2 separate regions of the Homo sapiens genome follow, and region 1 is linked to region 2. Evidence: chromatin contacts called from ENCODE Hi-C or POLR2A ChIA-PET data. All regions are on one chromosome and are shown on one strand. Each heading gives the region's core, a stretch centred on a gene start or an enhancer-like site at or near the end of the contact. The rest is flanking DNA. Distances are from core to core; before and after follow the strand shown.

Evidence for each region. Hi-C counts contacts between places; a loop is a spot of excess contacts on that map. ChIA-PET counts read pairs that join two places held with the same protein, here RNA polymerase II (POLR2A). Pooled maps may share reads with other maps.
Region 1: a map of cardiac septum shows a loop between it and region 2 (2.1-fold over the local background). The contact joins the enhancer-like site here to the promoter of EXOG in region 2. A Hi-C loop is called at or near these places in 2 of 168 maps with a recorded cell type or tissue (cardiac septum and endothelial cell of hepatic sinusoid) and 1 of 50 pooled maps. POLR2A ChIA-PET finds 5 or more read pairs at or near these places in 8 of 52 experiments (AG04450, BJ, Caco-2 and 5 more).

Annotation. Positions count from the first base shown.
Region 1 is chr3:38,542,392-38,546,183 of GRCh38, reverse strand. No RefSeq gene overlaps it. Among named protein-coding and RNA genes, the nearest start is that of EXOG, 48 kb to the right of the region's middle. RefSeq lists enhancers at 2,291-2,792, 931-3,517, 3,534-3,792. Within about 2 kb of position 2,468, at least 4 of the 41 ENCODE cell types and tissues checked have a DNase peak (open chromatin) inside an H3K27ac peak, as active enhancers do.
Region 2 is chr3:38,494,941-38,498,558 of GRCh38, reverse strand. It overlaps EXOG (exo/endonuclease G), which reads right to left and starts at 2,219. Exons shown (of 6, transcript NM_005107.4): 1 at 2,029-2,219; 2 at 781-930. The coding sequence starts at 2,191. RefSeq lists enhancers at 1,891-1,960, 2,021-2,070.

The DNA of each region.
Region 1 (3,792 bases), core at 1,219-3,718, 47 kb before region 2:
AGGTGGTCCCACAAATCCATCCTCAGCCGCATGCAGCCCTCACCTCTCACCCCTCACCTGGTCCAAGCCCCATTGGCTCCACCTCCTTCGTGTCTTTCAAATCCCACCTTTTGGCTCCATCTTATTGTCCCTTCCTTGGGTGAGGCCAGCATATCGCCTCATGGAGGCCACCAGGGAAGCTCCTTCCTCTAACCTCATCCATTCCAAACTCTTCTCCACTCAGCTACCAGAGTGATATTTTCATCCAAGATAATTACCCTCTGGATAAGACTGCACAGTGGCTTTCTATTGCCTCAGGATCAAGGCAAACCCCTCAGAGGTCTCCCCAGTCCTGCCAACCTCTGTAACAGCATCTCTTCCAACCCCTCAAAGGCTCCAGGCTCCTCCTCCTCCCAGCCTTGCCAGAACACTCTTCTCCTTTCCACTCAGCCTTCAGACCTCCCTGAATGCCCCTTCCTCTGGGAACCTCCCCTGACACAGCCCGGTCCCCTCCCCACCATGTGCCCCACTCTTGATGCTTCCCTGCCACAGCCCTCCACACTCCTTGCAAATACCTGCAAAGTCATTATGTGAACAAACACAATCCCTGATGTAATATAACCCAGCCTTTGTCTCTGTCCCTTCCTGTCTCTTTAGCTTTATTCAGTGGCGATCATCTTCCCTGGCCCTGGAGAAAACCCGGGCAGATCCTGTAGCTTTGCAGCTCAGTCTTAGGTTATTTTACCTAATCAGTCAGTTTGTGTTATAAACACAGACTCAGCCAGGCCAGGAGAGCATTCGATCCCATGACTTGTCAGAGACAGGGTGGCTGGTGGCTTCTCCTCCCCAGGCCAGGCAGATGGTTAGGGATGCTCTCACACAAGGCATTTTTGTGGGCTCTCTCTTCTGGGTACCCCCTTATGATGTCTTCCTTTGCCCATGGGAACCATGAGCCTAGCCCTTCCTGGCAAGACCCCTTGTCCCTCCAGGTGGCCCTGTCACAGTGGTGCACACTGGCTCTCTCTTCGCCTGCCCACCTCTGGCCCATAAGAAACAGTTGGAGCACTTGCCCCACCTACTCTGGGTGGGGTCATGCCCTGACAGCAGTGCCCTCTGCAGCCACCCCCAGTGCAGCTGGCCTGCAACCCTTCCTCTGGGTTCCCAGGGCGGGAGTCAGATCACACTCGCTCATCCACTTGAGCTTTCTTGGATCCTGGAGGCCCAGTTCTCTGTGTCTCCAACATCTTAAAGCTCTCTGAGAAGTTCTGGAAGCCCCCTTGGCCTGCCCAGAGTTAGAAGGTGGTATGTGCCTGCCACAAGCCTTGCCAGAACCTCCTGCAAGGGAAGGCTGGGGTCCTGGAAACAGCACAGCAGCAGCTCTCTCCGAAGAAACTGACTCCCAGGGTCCCGCAGCCCTCCACTCTCTCAGACCCCTTTTTATATCCTTGATGTGACTAGGGGCCCAAGTGGGTGGCGCCATTTATTTCCCTTGTAAACCAACTTCATAGGAGAGGCATGTGGTTCGGTGCCCTGAAACCTCTGATATTGGTTCCTTGGTCCACACCGGGGCAGGGATAGTCCATTCACCACTGGGCTAATCATCTTTCCCCAGCCACACGAGAGCTTTTCAAATGGCAGACTATGTCCAGTTTTTTTTTGTTTTTTTTTTTTTAAAAAGAATATCAGAATTTAAAATAGCAGTATATCCCATGTGGTAAGAGTGAGTGTTGTTTGGAGAAACTGTTGATTCAGCTCTATATAAAATGTGGGTGAGTGCCCATGTGTGTATCCTGGTGAGTGATAGAAAATAAACTTCTTACTAGGAACCTCAGTGAAAAAAACTTAAAAGCAGCACAAGAACAGAGTCTATGTCTGCTTTACTCAGTACTGCATCCCGGGACTAGCTCAGTGGCTGGCACATGGTGGTAACTCAATGACTATTATGTGTGAGGAAAGGAGGGAAGCTGGAGGCTGGGACCCCACTGTGAGGCTGTGAGGGGAGTCAGGTCTTTCTCACAAGCTCCAGGGATCCTAACTACCACCTTGGTCTGGGCCAGCGGGCAGCTTCCCGCATTGTTCTTGAAACCAAGGCTTGGAGCCCACGCTTCTCGGCCCCTTGGGTGGGGTCTTCCCTGGCTGCCTGAGGTGGGCCCTCACCTGGCCTGGGATGTGGGTGGGTTCACCTGGAAGGAGTGAGTGAGCCTGGGAAGTGGCTGAGGCAGGGAGAGGAGGCCTGTGCTTGCAGCAAGGCTGCAGCTGTCACTGGGTCACTCTGGGGTGAGGCTGGGGTCCAGGCAGCGGGTGGCCCTGTGAGTGACGGATGCTGGCTCCTGTGTCAGCGGGAAAGCATGCAGCCCAGAGATCTCAGCCCTTGGCAGGGAGAGAGATGCTCCTGGACAGACGTCAGCTCTCACCCTGGGGGCCACAGCAGTGTTGGCAGCTTCCCTACCCCCGTGCCAGGAGCTCCTCCGATATCAGCCCTGATGGCCACGAGACTCAAAGCCCAGGAGGTTGGGAGGGGCCAGGGAGACAGAAGCCCAGGCACTCCTACAGGCAGAGACAGCAACTGGGGACAGCAACTGAGAGTGAGGCAAGGGTGTGGTGGCAAAGATGCCAAAGGGCAGCCACTGATGGGCTCAGAGGAACAGCAGGAACTAGCGTCTCCTGCCCCTGGCTGCTTCTGAGAGTCTGTGTGTGCTGGCACGGTACCTTTGCACCCCACCATTGCTCTAAGCACACTTACTGTGCAGCCCACCTGTGAGTCTAAGGGCTGTGCAAGGCCAGGCCAGACCTGTTTGTTCATAACACAGTCTTCAGCCCCTGCCCCAGCACCTGGCACAGATAAGGAGCTGGGAATGTTTGCAGAAGAAACAAACTGATTGATCAGCCAATTCACTCTCTGCTGAGTTCCCCTGGACCTGCTCCTCCGTTTGAACCCTTCTTGTCCCCTCAAGTTTCCTGCCCCTTTTCTCACCAGCAGTCCCACCTTCCACTCTGTTTTTCTGGAAGGAGGTCAGACACAGGACCATTTGAAATTCTTGCCAGATAAACACGTGTGGATTCACCATGCACTTGTGCACATGCAAGGCACAGAGGCTGTAGTCAGTCTGTCAAGGATGAGGAGGGGCACAGGGAGATGCCTCAAATCCCGAGAATGAATGTCAGGCTTCCTGTCCCAAACCTCCTTGGGCCAGGGCCCTCAGGACTTTCCCAGGGACAGAGGTAGGCAGACAGGCCAGAGAAGAGTCAAGCAGAGAGGATGGGTGAGGAACTTAGTTCAGAAATGATACTTAAAGGCTGGCAGTTGCCAAGCTCCATCCGAGGGCATCCCAGAGGGACCCCAGGGTCCCTTCAGGAAGCGCCATCCTCATGTGGGTATCCCAAGCCAGCCTGAGTGGCAGGGGTCGGGGCCAGGCCAGCCTGAGCCCAGCACGTGTAATGACCATCCTGACAAGCACTTCCTCCCATGCCAGCTCACGGAGCTGGCATCCCCGGGCAGCTGCCAGGCACCTGCTGCCGGAGAGAAAAGCCCCATCATCCCAGCCTCTGTGGACAGACAGGCCGGCTCGGATTCCAGAAAGGCATGCAAGGTCAGAGTGGAGCCCCCTTCCCCGGATGTGGGCTGAGCAGCCAGCAGTATGTCCTGTCTTCCCGCCTGCCCCACTCTGTGCTGGCCTCTGTGTGAGGCAGAGCATCAGGGAGTGTGCACTGGGATCCTTGGTGCGACTGGCCAGGGGGCCGAACTTGCCTCCAGTATTTGTCCTGGGAGCCATCTCCCCTTGGGGCCCATGTCTGCCACTCATCCTCCCAGGC
Region 2 (3,618 bases), core at 970-3,469:
TTTTGAGACACATTCTCCCTCTGTTGCCTAAGCTGGAGTGTGGTGCTGCGATCTTGGCTCACTGCAACCCCCACCTCCTGGGCTCAAGAGATCCTCCCATCTCAGTCCCCCAAGTAGCTGGAACCACAGAGGTGCACCACCACGCCCAGCTAATTTTTGTATTTTTTGTAGAAACGCGGTTTTGCCATGTTGGCCAGGCTCATCTCAAACTCCTGAGCTCAAACGCCTCAGCCTCCCAAAGTACTGGGATTACAGGTGTGAGCCACCACGCCCAGCCTCTCATCAAACTTTTTACTGTTCCTTAATTATACTACACTAACTTGCAATCACCTCCTTTGGAAAAATTATTGTAATTATACATCTAAAATTATTTGTTTGATGGGTCAACCCACTCTCCCAACTCAAAGTGTCACTGGGGTAGAGATCCTCTACTCTGGTCACACATAGGTCCCCAAGGGTTACCACAGTGCCAGACACATAGCAGGCACATAAATATTTGTTAAGGTAAAACTGAATGGTGCTCATTGCTGTAATATTTATGACAGAGCCTCCCAACTAGTGTGTCAAGATATGGGTATTTTCAGCCCTGAGACAGCTGGAAAGGGTCTGGCTTTCTGGCTGCCAGGCAGGGTTGATTTAACCAGTAAGTTATATAAATATAATTTTCTACATGTGCTATGATATGAAAAAGGTTGAGAATATTAATAATCATCCCTGTTTTAAATTTGGAGACATCTTTCATAAATACTGTTACTTCAGTTTTTTTATCCAACCACCTACCCATTATCTTGCTTTTGGAAATATGTTCAAGAACCCATCTAGGCACCCGCTTTGCCTGATCATAAGACAAAGCGTGATTAGTGTAACACCTTGCCTCTGTTCCAGTTAAAGGGAATCCAAATTGTTCCAAGACAGCCTTTTCTGCAGATCCTAAAAATGAAAAAAAAAAAAAAAGGGGGGGCAGAGACAAAAAAAACACACACACACAATTAGTGGCTCTTAATAATGAAAGATTATAAGGAAAAGGAGAGCGGTGTGATTTACAAAGGACTGGCTCAGAAGTCTAATCAACCAGAAAATCTCATTTTTGCAATTACTTATGAGATGAAGAAAACAGACAGTAGGCAAAGTACTGATTTGCCTATAATCAGTGAATAAAATGCAGCTACTGCATTAACTTTTGAATAAAGACTTGATCTTATTAGTCTTTCACATCAAATTTCCAAATCATCTCTGAAGCACTGATATGTGTGCTGTTGCAAGATGACAGTAAAACTGGTACTGTTTTTCCTAGTGGGAGAAACCAAGCACACATTCAGCAGTGAGTCAGTTTCGAGATAATCCTCCCCGATGCCTTCTCAAATCCTCAACCCCCCAAGGGGGTAGTTCTCTTGCTAGATGCCAAGTATCCAAAGGAGCAAGTTAAATTAGCACATCCGCAAAGTACAAGAAATGAGCTCGTGTTAATTTTTTTTTTTTTTTTGTCAAATATAAGGTACCCATTGCAACATGAGTTTTTATACACTTTGGAGGGATAGCAGGTATTCTTCAACTGAACAATGACGAAAGAAGGGCAGTTAACTCATCTACTAAAATTATGTATTAATTTATTCCTTCATTCATACTTACTGAATGCCAATTATGTACCAGGTACTGTGCTGGTTAGATGATGGAGACCAAAACAGACATAGTCTCAAGTCTTATGGAGCTAACAATCTTAGTAGAGAACACAGACATTAAAACATAGATATCGCGATGAGTAACTGGGGGGAAGAAAGTCGGGCGGCGGGGGTGGTTCTGTGCAGAAAACGAAGATGCCCGGGGGAAGGAAGGACATGAGGGAAGCTGGCGAGACGCGAGGTGGGGAAGGGAGGCCGAGCCGGGAGAATAAAGGTCAGAAACCAAGGGCCAGGCTAGGGGCCCAGCAAACGGTGAAGGCTGTCCGTCAAGGACTGCCATTCACACTCCAGGTAGGAGTCGGAGCCCGAAATCTGGGCCAGCGAAGGGAGGACGGGCCCACAGACTTACCATCCGGCTGCTTCCCTGTCAACGCTCCCTCAGCGCCCTGACTCCGGAAGAACTGCAGGGCCGCGAGCCCAGCTCCCGCAGCGCCCACTACAGCCCCAGCCACGAAGCCGCTCAGAAAACGACGGGAACCCCGGAGGCGGGAAGCGATACTCTTGATAGCCATCTTGCCCGAGGTACCGGCCTTTTACCACGGCGCATGCGCGCGCATGCCGGCCCCCGCCATCCCCCCGTCACCCCACGCCTCACCGCCCGCCAAGCTGAGGGCCTCGCACGCCCCCTGGTGACAAACCGGGATGCCTAGCGCATCCCCGCTTCATCCCTGGTCCACTGGACGGGGCGATGGATGGGGAATATGATGTCTAGAGGGCTTAGTGGTATGCTATATATAGTCATGAGAAGAAAATACCTTTAGTCTCATTTAATAGGTGAGTAAACACTTGCGCATGGTTACACTAAGGTCTCCAGAGCCGATATTCCAACTCAGGTCTATTTATTTATTTAGCGACAGGGTCTCTGTTACCCAGGCTGCAGTACAGTGGAATGATCATAGCTTACTGCGATCTCGAACTCGTGGGCTCAAGCGATCCTCCTGCCTCAGCCTCCTGAGTAGCTGGGACTACAGGCACGTGCCACATTGCCCGGCTAAATTTTTGGCGGGAGTGGGGGAGCGGTAAAGAAGGGGGTCTCCTTATGTTGCCCAGGCTGGTATCCAACTTCTGGCCTCAAGCAATCTTCCCGCCTCGGCCTCCCAAAGTGCTGTAAGTCCAGGTGTGTGTCACTGTCCCCAACCTTCTCTTTTAAATTGGAATAATAATACTTAGACCATAGCGTTCTTGTGAGGATTAAAGGAGATGACACATGTAAAATGTTTAGGGAAGTACCAGGGGCATGTCACTAAGTGCTCTATAAATGTTAGAAATGTTTGAGTCATCTCTACTCTTTGTCTTGATAGAATATAAAATCCAGATTGCTGAACGCCTGCTGGCAAAGAAAGGATAGATTTCATGGACTACCACTCACAAACAAATGAGTCTTCATTTTGCAGCATGATCTCTAGCATTCCGTGTGGACTTAGTTCTTAGCAGAAACTTCAAGTTTCCTATTTCTTAGATAACTGGTAGGAATAACTTTCATCTGATCCCACTGATGATTCACTGACCAGGAGGCCACTTCTAACAACCTACTGAAGTGTGCACATTATTTTGACAGCCTCAAATGGGAGGCTACCCCCTTGCCAGGAATACCTCTTCTGAAGGACCCTGACTGGTTAAGCTACATCAACCAGAGTCCTTCCTAGGGATTTTCGATCTAGTAGTCTCTCTGGGTAGCAAAGCTGTGACGTAAAACTCACAGGCGCAGTGGCTCATGCCTGCAATCCCAGCACTTCGGGAGGCCAAGACTGGAGGATCACCTGAGGTCAGGAATTTGAGACCAGCCTGGCCAACATGGTGAAACCCCGTCTCTACTAACAATACAAAAATCAACCAGGTGTGGTGGCGCGTGCCTGTAATCCCAGCTACTCGAAAGGCTGAGGCAGAATTGCTTGAACCCAGGAGACGGAGGTTGCAGTGAGCTGAGATCGTGCCACTG